Linked DNA regions of Homo sapiens: regions 2 and 3 are each linked to region 1. A link is a contact called in ENCODE Hi-C or POLR2A ChIA-PET data. All regions are on one chromosome and are shown on one strand. Each heading gives the region's core, a stretch centred on a gene start or an enhancer-like site at or near the end of the contact. The rest is flanking DNA. Distances are from core to core; before and after follow the strand shown.

Evidence for each region. Hi-C counts contacts between places; a loop is a spot of excess contacts on that map. ChIA-PET counts read pairs that join two places held with the same protein, here RNA polymerase II (POLR2A). Pooled maps may share reads with other maps.
Region 2: a loop to region 1 is called in a map of PC-9, with 4 times the contacts of the local background. The contact joins two enhancer-like sites. A Hi-C loop is called at or near these places in 1 of 168 maps with a recorded cell type or tissue (PC-9) and 1 of 50 pooled maps. POLR2A ChIA-PET finds 5 or more read pairs at or near these places in 5 of 52 experiments (BJ, H1, HepG2 and 2 more).
Region 3: a map of vagina shows a loop between it and region 1 (3-fold over the local background). The contact joins the promoter of LINC00677 here to the enhancer-like site in region 1. A Hi-C loop is called at or near these places in 2 of 168 maps with a recorded cell type or tissue (PC-9 and vagina) and 5 of 50 pooled maps. POLR2A ChIA-PET finds 5 or more read pairs at or near these places in 5 of 52 experiments (BJ, H1, K562 and 2 more).

The regions. Positions count from the first base shown.
Region 1 is chr14:103,204,131-103,207,269 of GRCh38, reverse strand. It overlaps LOC124903391, which reads left to right. Exons shown (of 2, transcript XM_047432044.1): 1 at 1-322. The coding sequence ends at 179. Among named protein-coding and RNA genes, the nearest start is that of LINC00605, 17 kb to the right of the region's middle. Within about 2 kb of position 1,514, at least 2 of the 41 ENCODE cell types and tissues checked have a DNase peak (open chromatin) inside an H3K27ac peak, as active enhancers do.
Region 2 is chr14:103,104,487-103,107,625 of GRCh38, reverse strand. EXOC3L4 (exocyst complex component 3 like 4) reads right to left here. Exons shown (of 12, transcript NM_001077594.2): 6 at 2,788-2,888; 7 at 2,554-2,634; 8 at 727-841; 9 at 83-202. Among named protein-coding and RNA genes, the nearest start is that of EXOC3L4, 11 kb to the right of the region's middle. RefSeq lists a silencer at 2,284-2,443 and an enhancer at 2,318-3,068. Within about 2 kb of position 1,718, at least 2 of the 41 ENCODE cell types and tissues checked have a DNase peak (open chromatin) inside an H3K27ac peak, as active enhancers do.
Region 3 is chr14:103,121,348-103,124,486 of GRCh38, reverse strand. It overlaps LINC00677 (long intergenic non-protein coding RNA 677), which reads left to right and starts at 1,578. Exons shown (of 2, transcript NR_138038.1): 1 at 1,578-1,878. It overlaps TNFAIP2 (TNF alpha induced protein 2), which reads right to left and starts at 1,026. Exons shown (of 12, transcript NM_006291.4): 1 at 536-1,026. RefSeq lists silencers at 735-784, 1,085-1,364 and enhancers at 1,029-1,562, 1,563-2,095.

The sequences.
Region 1 (3,139 bases), core at 265-2,764:
GAGAGACGAGGGGTCAGGGCGTGGCGGGGCTGGCGAGTCCTGTGGCGCGGGGGAGGGGCGGGCGTCTCCTGGACTTGCTTCCACCCGGCTTAATCCCGCCCGGGGCGGCTCCAACTCCACTGTCGCGCTGTTCTCGGACCAAACTGAGAGTGGGGCGGCTATTTCTCGGGGCCCAATGACGAGATGCAGATGAACTGAGGAGGAAGAGCGTTTTTATTTTCTGCAACTGGTTACAGGGAGAAAGGCCTGGAAATGATCACCGGACCAACTCAAAATTACAGTTTTCCAGAACTTACATACCTTCTAAGCGGTATGTCTACGTGTAAGTGTGCATGCATCTGAAGACATTAGTGATGAACTTACGGTCATCTGTGAGTCCTGAAGACCTTCCTCTGGAGCCTCAATAAGGTTACTGAATCTAAATGGGTCCAGATGCTGGGGGGATTACCTTTATCTTGTCTCCTGCTAAATCAGGAGGTTTGGGGAGTGCCTTCAGACCCTCAATAAACTTGTTTCTGGAGGCGTGGGGAGCTTCTTCAGACCCACAAAAAAACTCGTTTAACCCTAAAAGGGTCCTGATAAGAATTAATTTGTTATTTTGTCCTGCTTTAAGGCCCAGGGAAGGCCTAGGCAAAACTCTCGGTGGGCTCTTTGTTACTTTCCAGCCTTTGTATAAGGGCACTGGCTCTATCAGCTTTTAATGTTTAATCTAGCTACTCAGTCAGTGCTGGGACAGTTGTAATGGAGGCCTGCGTTAGTGAGACCTGGCCTGCCACACTGCCACCGAGACAGGGATCCCGGGAGTCTAGGCCTGGCACGCTCCAAGTCCCTTACCTCCTGCACTCCTCTTGTCTGGGCCCTGCCTTTGCTCCTGGGGGTCCTGGTGCCGGGTCAGCCCCGCCAGCTCCTGGTCCCAGGCCTGGCTCAAGGGTGGCCCAGGGAACTGCCAGGCCTGCTTGGCCTGTCACCCATACTGGGCCTGACCACCAGCTGGGTCCCTAGATCAGGCTGTGGCTCTGCTCCCCCTTCCAAAGGGAGCCCTTTCTGTCTTTGGACCAGAAGGTAACCTGATCTCTTCTTGGCCAACCTGAGAAATGCTGGAATTTCTCCATTTCAGATCCAGCCTCCAGGCCTTGCTCAAGGTCAGGCTTGGCTGGGTTGCTGGGGCCTCTCCAGGCAGGGAGGCCCCCAGGCTCAAGGGCAGGTGAAGGGGACACCTGCCAGGGAACTTCAGACTGAGGTCCTAAGTGACGGGTACTCCCCTCCCTGTCCCCCTGGAGTCGCTCATACCCAGGCCTTCACTCTAGCTCCCTCCAGCCCCCGGGGCACTTTATAAAATGTAAATCACCCATCCCTCCTCCACTTAAGCCCTCTCTACTTGATAAAGTCATGACTTCACACCATGGCCTAAGAGCAGAGTGATGACAAAACTCACCATCCAAACCTGGTCACCTTCGGAAGTGAGAGAGTGCCCATTCACGTGACAGTGGGCATGAACCTGGGAAGCCGGGCAAAGCCAGCTTGGGGCCACCCTACTTAAAAAGAAGGTCCTCAGGTTCTGGCCTCCCCACCCCCTTCCTCCCATGGGCCTTCATCTTTCTCACTTCACAGATTTTTTTTTTTTTTTTTTTTTGGACAGGGCCTTGCTGTGTCACCCAGGCTGGAGTGCAGTGGTGTGATCATAGCTCACTGTGAGGCAGGAAATTAAGGAAAGAAAGAATAATAAAATTTTAAAAAGAGAAAAATAAGCTTTCTATATTAGGCTGACTCATCCCAAAGGCAGTAACAGACAAAGCCCAGACCCAGACGAAGTCTTGATAACATCATCAAAGAAGCAGAGGCTCAAAGGAGTGTGCTCTGGAGACTCTCCCAGCACTCCCTCAACATAAGGATAAGAAAAAGTTCCCCCTCGAACCCCAACCCCCTCCATGTGATTGTACCTTGCTCTGCAAGTTTTATGAATTTATAGATTCTTGTTTTCTGTAACTAGAAACTTCAAGTATTCTGTTTTATCTAAGCAGCACAGTGAAGGTTATACAACATGCCTGAGCAGGCCTGGGCTGCGGCCTTCTGGGCCCCATAGCGAAGGTTATGAGATAAGCCTGTGCAAGGCTCTTTTAAGCAAGCCTAGATAACAGCCATCTGGACTGCATAGCAAGAATTACATGTAACCCTGGGTTATGCACCTGTCACAATTTGATTAACTGCCTATGTTCTGTCTCTGTATCCTTGCTTTCATGCCACTGTAAGCTTGTTTCAAACTAGCCCACTCCCGTTCAAAGGTGTGTATATGAGTCAAGTGCTGTCTTTGTTCTGGGCCCAGTTTTTGGATGTTAATCCACTGGGTCTGAGTGCACTCAATAAAATTCTCATGTCCCACCTACCTGTCTCTCCAGTCTCCTGATTCCCACAACAACCGCAGCCTGTAGCTGGGACTACAGCTACATTCTTTAAATTTTGTAGAGATGGGGTCTTGCTATGTTGCTCATGCTGGTCTCCTACTTCTAGCCTCAAGTGATACTCCCACCTCAGCCTTCCAAAGTGCTGTGATTACAGGCGTGAGCCACCATGCTGGGGCACTTCACCCAGCCTTCTTGCTAGTTCTTGATTTCAAGGGTGAAGGGGCAGGTTGTGGGACAGTGGGGGCTGGGCCACAAGTTCTGGGGTTGTCTTCCAGAGTGAACTCTGCCACCCTCTGCCTGGTGCTGAATCAGATGCCTCAGGACTTCAGGGGACCTCCCTGCCTGAGCTGAGAGTGGGGCTGTCACACTTTCCCTCTCCCTGTGCATGGGGTATCACTGAACTTTCCTCAGTCCAACACAACTCTCAAGGGGCAGGGCCCCAATACTAGCTGAGCTTGAACTTCCTGCCTCCCCAAAGAGTGGTGCTTGTGGCTGTTGCAGAATGTACTTTTCTATAAATAATGCATAGAACATCCTCAATATGGAATCTCGATTATACTGTCAGCTGAAGGATGATGAAGAAAGGACAGCCTTATTTCTCATAAAGTGTTGCATCCTGCAGGGTGGCAATCCAATAGGCTGGGAAGCACAGCCTCCAGGTGGAAGCCAGAAACAAACACTTCGAGGGAGGGGCAAAGGGAACAGAAATATATGCTGAGCTGGGTGACTGAATATAC
Region 2 (3,139 bases), core at 469-2,968, 100 kb after region 1:
CGGCCCAGGGTCAGGGTCAGGGTCAGGGTCAACAGCCCCAATCCTGGGCACAGCCCTGCCAGGGCCCTCCCCCTTGTGGTACCTGTGCCCGCGGCCGGGCCACACGCTGGAGATGACCGGCGAAGGTCACCACCTTGTCCATGAGGGGATGCAGCCAGTCCTGCGTCAGCCAGTCCCTGGTGCACACAACCCTGAAGAGCGGCTGGGGACAGAGGGGCTGGGAGTCTGCAAATGTGCACTACGCCCGCAACGTAACCCCTCCCTCGAAGCCCAGTGTGCCACTCCTGACCCCTTCCCTCCTGGGTTTGGGGTGCCATTCCCTCTCCTAGCCACAGGTTATGTCACGAGCCCTTTCCCAGAATGCCTCTCCCAGGCCCCAAGCTCTAGGGGCAGGGTTTGAGTCTGTGCAGTCAGATCTGCTCAGGGCATGCCCTGGAGAAGCCTTGAGGGACTGGGTGAGGACCCTGGGCCTGGATCCGTGGACCCACCATCCCAGGCTTCGGGGGTGACCACTAAGAGCTGGAGACTGAAGTGAGAAGGCAGGCGTCTCCCAGCCGCCCCTGCTCAGCTGGGACCTCACCTGGGTCCCCTGCCCACTACCCTACACACACACCCATGAGCTCACCCTGGAATAAATGAATGCTGTGACCTGGGCCCCCAGGCTCTAGGAAATAGGGGGTGCCTGCTGGGCATGGGAAGTAGGGAGAGAGGGCCTATCACAGTCACCTGCAACTCACGCTGCAAGCCCTGAAGCAAGTGCTTCTGGAAGCTGCAGGTGGCCGTCACCAGGGGCTTCTCCAGCTCCTCTTGGGTTCCTGGGAACCTGGAGAGAAGACTGGTCCTGGGGAGGGGCCAGGACCAGCGATGAGGTGGGCAAGGGAGACCAGGCTGGGGAATAGAGCCGGGCACACAGCTCCACTCACTTAGACTACAATGTGAAGGGCAGCCCGTGGGGCTCCCCATTGTAGCTGTCTGCGAGCAGAGTCAAGTGGGGGACAGCACAGAAGCCCAGGGAGCCAGTCACAAAGGGGTGGGTCAGGGGTGGCTGACCCGTTCCCCTCTGGCAGCTCTGGGACAGACCTTCCATCCCTCTTGGTGATAAACAGTGCGGCATAGCCATGCCTGGAACATACCCTACCCTGAGCCTTATAACTGCCCCCTGAAGGTGACCATGTCCCTATTTCACTGTTGAGGAAACTGAGGGCCAGGCTATACGCAGTCCCCGCAGCCAGGGACACAGTAGAGCAGGCTGGAGTTCCATCAAGGGTTTGGCCAGAGGCTGCCTACCAAGGGGCAGAGAACGCTCCCTGGAGCTGAAACCCCAGGGTCCCAGCACCAAGGACAAGCCTGGCACAGATTAAGGACGAGAGTGTTGGAGAAGCAGTGCCTGATGGTCATGCTTTGGATTTAGGCAGGCCTAGTTCAAGTCCCAGCTCCACCACTTCCTGGCTACGTGGCCACGGGCAAGTGGCACCTCCTTTCCAGGCCTGTGCTCTGCACCTGTGCGTGGGTATACTGCGCTTGGGATGAGACGTGTCAGGCAGGGAAGGCACCCACAAAGTGCCTGGCACTGAGAAGTGCTCACAAAGAGCCAATGGGAACTGAGTCCCCTGAGGCACAGAGGTCCCACACCACCCCAGGGAGCAGGTGCTCTGATCCTATTTGACAGGTGGCAAAAGAGCCACAGAGGGGAGGTGGCTTGTCCCGGAGCACACAGCCAGCAGGTGGCACAGCTGTTCTTTGAAGTCAGACAAATGAGAAGTACTTCGGGACACTAAAATTTACACACTTTTAAAAAAGGATAAACCCAGATGGGGAGGCTCAGTCTGTGCCTCTGGCGCTGCCGCATCTGCTGAGGCCTGGCCTGGAGCTGAGGGCACGGAAGGCCAACAGCTACTGCCAGCCCACAGGGAGGGCGTCTGCCTTCTGGGGACACAGAGACCCAGACCTCACCCCAGCAAAGCCCAGGGTGCAGGCTGAGGGAGGCTTCCCAGAGAAGGAGGTGTCCCAAGATGGAAGAAATGCTGCCTGGGATGAAGGGAGGGAAAAATGGAGCCCAGGGCAGCAGGCAGGGAGCTGGAACCCCTCGGCCTCTGCTCAGCCTTGAAGAGCCATCCACACTCCCCCAGGGCCCCTGCTCGGATGGACACACACACACAAGACACACGCATCTAGGCTCTGACACACACACACCACTCAGCTCCACCCCTACACGCACATGCATAAACACCTCTTAGCTCCAACACACACACACACACACACACACAGCCCTCAGCTCTGCCAAACACGCACACACACAGCCTCAGCTCTCCACGCATGCACACACAGGCACACACCCTCAGCTCCATCACACACGCACACACACCCCCCAACTCTGCTACACACACACGCACACACACCCCTCAGATCCACCAACACACAGACACAAACACACACACACACTCCTCACCTCTGCCCCCTCCACGCGCGCGCACTCCCCTCCATCCAGGTTCCCGGCGCTCGCGCGCCCCCTGCTGGCCACGCTGCGCCCGCACAGGAGCGGGCGAGCCCTACCTGAGCTCCTCGCAGGCGTTGATGTAGGCGCCCAGGTGCGGCTCGCTCACCGCCTCCGACGCCAGAAAAGCCTTTTCAAACCTGGGGCGGGATACACAGAGCCTTTGGGGACCCTCCCTAGCTGCGCGATGACCCTGGGTCCACCCTCCCAATCAGGTCCCTACGCAGACTCCTCCCTCCCACCTGCAGAGCGCACCCGGCCAGGTCGCTCCCCTACTGAGGATGCGTCCGCACCTGGGCACGAAGAGGCCGAGCGCCCGCGTGCAGATTCGCAGGGTGGTGGCCTCCAGCTCCGCGGAGATGGCGCCGGCCGCCTTCACGTGCTCGGCCACGAGCTGCGAGCGAAGCCCCGCACTGAGCGTGCCTCCCAGCCCCCGACCTGAGGCCGCGGGTCCCCTGGTAGCCCCCGCTGCGCCTCCAGCCCGCCCCGCTGTGCCTGTCAGTCTTGGCCCCTCCAGCTTTCAGCCGCCCAACTGGAGAGTCAACTCCCGCAAACTCCCATCCAGCAGCCTCCCTGCCCGTCGGCGCGCCGGGGGTCCCCGATTTCCCCCCGCGTGGGGCCTCAGGCTCCCATCTAACGGAAGGG
Region 3 (3,139 bases), core at 329-2,828, 83 kb after region 1:
GGACCCCCACAGCATCACCGCCTTCTCCCCTCTGTGACACGAAACCCAGAGCGCCTGAAGGTCCTGCTGCAGCCCCCTGGGCCTCGCCCCAGGTCTCCGCTCTCCGAGGCAGCTGGTGCCATGGAAAGAGAAACGCTTTCGGTGTGGGCTCAGCACACTTCTCACTAGTGTGTGGACTGCACACCTCCTTCCTTCACAAGCCGCCGTTTCCCCGTCTTTGAAAAGGGGATGAGGACCCCCACCCCACAGTGCTGCTGAGGGGATGTGGCCAAACCGCACAGCCAAGTGCTGGGCGCCTAGCTGGGCCTCAGTGGGGGTGAGTCTCCTGTGTCCTGAGTCTGTCCTGCAGGCAGCAGCGAGCCGGTGCAGCCAGAAAGGAAGAAGGGGAGGAGGGGCGTTCCTTTGAGCCTTGCCGCTGGTTGGGCCCACTGAGGCAGGAAGGGGCCTGCTGGGAGGCTCGTAGAGGGGTCACAGCCAGTGGCTCAACAGCGCCCCCCAGCCTCCTGCTGCCCGGCCTCTCCTCAGGTCCACTGACCTGGCTCGCCTTCCCCGTCAGGGCTGATGTCCACACACCTCCCGGGAGCTCGCTGGGCCCGGCTCCTTCAGTCCTGGGCAGGATGTGGAAGGCGCACCCATCCCCCGATGAGGACACCCGGGCACGGGCGAGGAAGTGACTCGGCCTGTGTCGCCCGGCCGGGGAGTCACGCCGGACCTGGGGCCTTTCTGCTGTAATGGAGGGGAGACCCCTGCGCCTGCCCCAGCCCCGCCCTCCCTGCCTCTGGCAGGCCCGGGCCCTCAGCCAGCCTTGGCCCCTCTGCGCCCGGACGCGCGGACGCTGGGCGCGCCAGGGCCTCAGTTTCCCTGGAAGCGTCCAGCCCCCTCCTGTCCCCGCCGCGGCGACAGGCTCTTTCCTCGGGGAATCCGGCCTGGCCTCGGGGTAGGGGCGGGCGAGAAGCCGCGCGGAGCGGCGGGGAATGGACGTGTGGAAGCGGAGGTCACTTACCGTGTCCCGGCCTGGCCGCCACTGTCCTGGCCCGGGTTCCGCAAGGCCTGAAATAGTCGCAGAGTCAGCCCCGCCCCGCCCGCCCCTCCTTCCCCGCCCCGCCGCAACCGCGGAAAACCCGCGGGCGGAGGCCAAGGCCCAGCGCGGCCCGGCTGTGTCCCTGCGTCCCAGGGGCTGGGCGCGCCCGGCCTGCCCAGCGGGGGATGCGGGGCGCTGTCACTTCCTCCCAGCAGCCGGGCAGGGGCGGGGGGCTGGCCGCGCGTCGCATGGTATGTGGAGTTCGGGGGACGGCACGGGGACGACGGGGTTGTCAGGCGCGGAGCCATTGTCCGACGACGGCTCCTGATAGGCCGCCTGGATGGGGCGCGCTTGGCCGCGTTCCCGCGTCACACACCGGCTCCAGCTGCGGGAGAGCCCGTCCCACCCCAACTCCCCAGCCGCCCCTCTGAAGTGTTCCGGTGTCACCGTGGCCACAAGGAGGCAGGGGACGGGGGCTTCCTGAAGGAGGCCCCCTAAGGGGAAGGGGGCTACAAGGCTGGCCAGAGTGCTGGCCGCGCGGCTGTGCACAGGGCCTTGAGCCCCTCCGGTCGTCAAGCCTTGCTTGAAATGCGTAAATGCGGAAAGGTGAAGTGGCTGACCCGGCTCACACCACTTTAAGTAGCGGAGTGGGGTTCCTAGCCAGGCCTATGGGACTCCCACTGGAGCCTTTCCCCCTCTGGGGCTGGGGCTGGACCCACAGGCTGCCGGAGCAGGCAGAAGGGGAGGGGCCCAAGGCCCAGACTCCAGGGCCTCGTCTGGATCATCAACCCGGCTTTGCCCATTCAGCGCAGGCCTCCGTTTCCAGGCCTGTCTCCCCATCCACACCGTCTCTCAGGGTTTGTTTTGGGAGATGTGGGGGTGGGGCATGTGGGGAGGATGGAAAGGGGCTGTGAAGGGAACCCACTGGAGATTCACTTCCTTCCTTATTTCACACTCTAGGCTAGGAATTCCTGCCCTCTGGAAAGGACCCAGACATTTAGGAATTTCCCGCTGGGCAGGGGCTTCCCTCCTGCCTCACTGGGGCCTCTGCTCCTCCCCTCTTTTGTTTGGCCTCTTTCCCCGCCCCCTGATCACTCCGCCACCCCTTCTGCAGCCTAGTAACAGGTCTTCCAGGACCAGGGGGGCCAGCGGAGTGGGGGCGGCTGTGGGTTCAGGTGCCCTGGGAACTGAGAACTTCCTCTTCCAGAGTGCTGGCCAAGCGCCAGGTTTGCACTCGGATTGCCATCCATCATCCTGTCTCTGGGGAACCTGTGGGGGAGCGGATGCGGGAGGCCGCCAGGATGCAGGATGGGGCGTTAAGGCTGCCAACCCCACCCCTTCTCTCCTAGGACTCCAGGGATGACATTTTTCAGATGAGTCCACAGAGCCGCGGTGTCCCGGGGCTGGGAGGGTCCTTCCACCGGCACCGCGCAGATGGAGTTCATCCACACAGGGGCGATGAGGATACGGGCTGAGGGGCCCTGGCCGGTGGCTGCCTTCACGGCTGGCTGCTGTGGCCTCATTGTGCAATCCCCACAAGCCTCTCCTGCCAGACTCTGTTCCCCCACCCCACCCCCTCACCCCCCCTCCCATTCCCAAGCAGATCGGGAAATTGCTCGGGAAGTCTGCATCTGCCAGGAGGGCGTTGTCAGGCCTTAGGCCCCACTGTCCCCTCGAAGGCAGCCCCTGGTCTCCACGGGCTTTGCAGGGCTGAGGCGGGGCTGCCACCCTTGTCCCCCACTGACGGCAGTGGCCCGCCCAGAGCACCGGCTGGGGATTGGGAAACGAGGCTGCTGCCTTGGACTTGTGTCTGCACCAGTCACTTCCCCTCTCTAAGCTCAGGCATGAGGGTCAATGGTAACATACGTGAAGTCCTCAAGACAAGGAAAGTCTTCTGAAAATGGGGCAGCATGGAGGCCCAAGGGATGACAGCCAATGGGGCCCATAGGGCAGGAGCAGTCCTTACCCTCTTCTCGCAGATGCAGAAAGCAGTTCCCAAGAGGCCAGGCACTTCCAGAGGAGCCAAAGGCCAGCCTACGGCTCCTCCCCAGCAGGAAGCCAGCATCACATGCTGGGTGGCGATGTTTGTGACCAGTGGCCAGCGGCTGTCCCATTCCC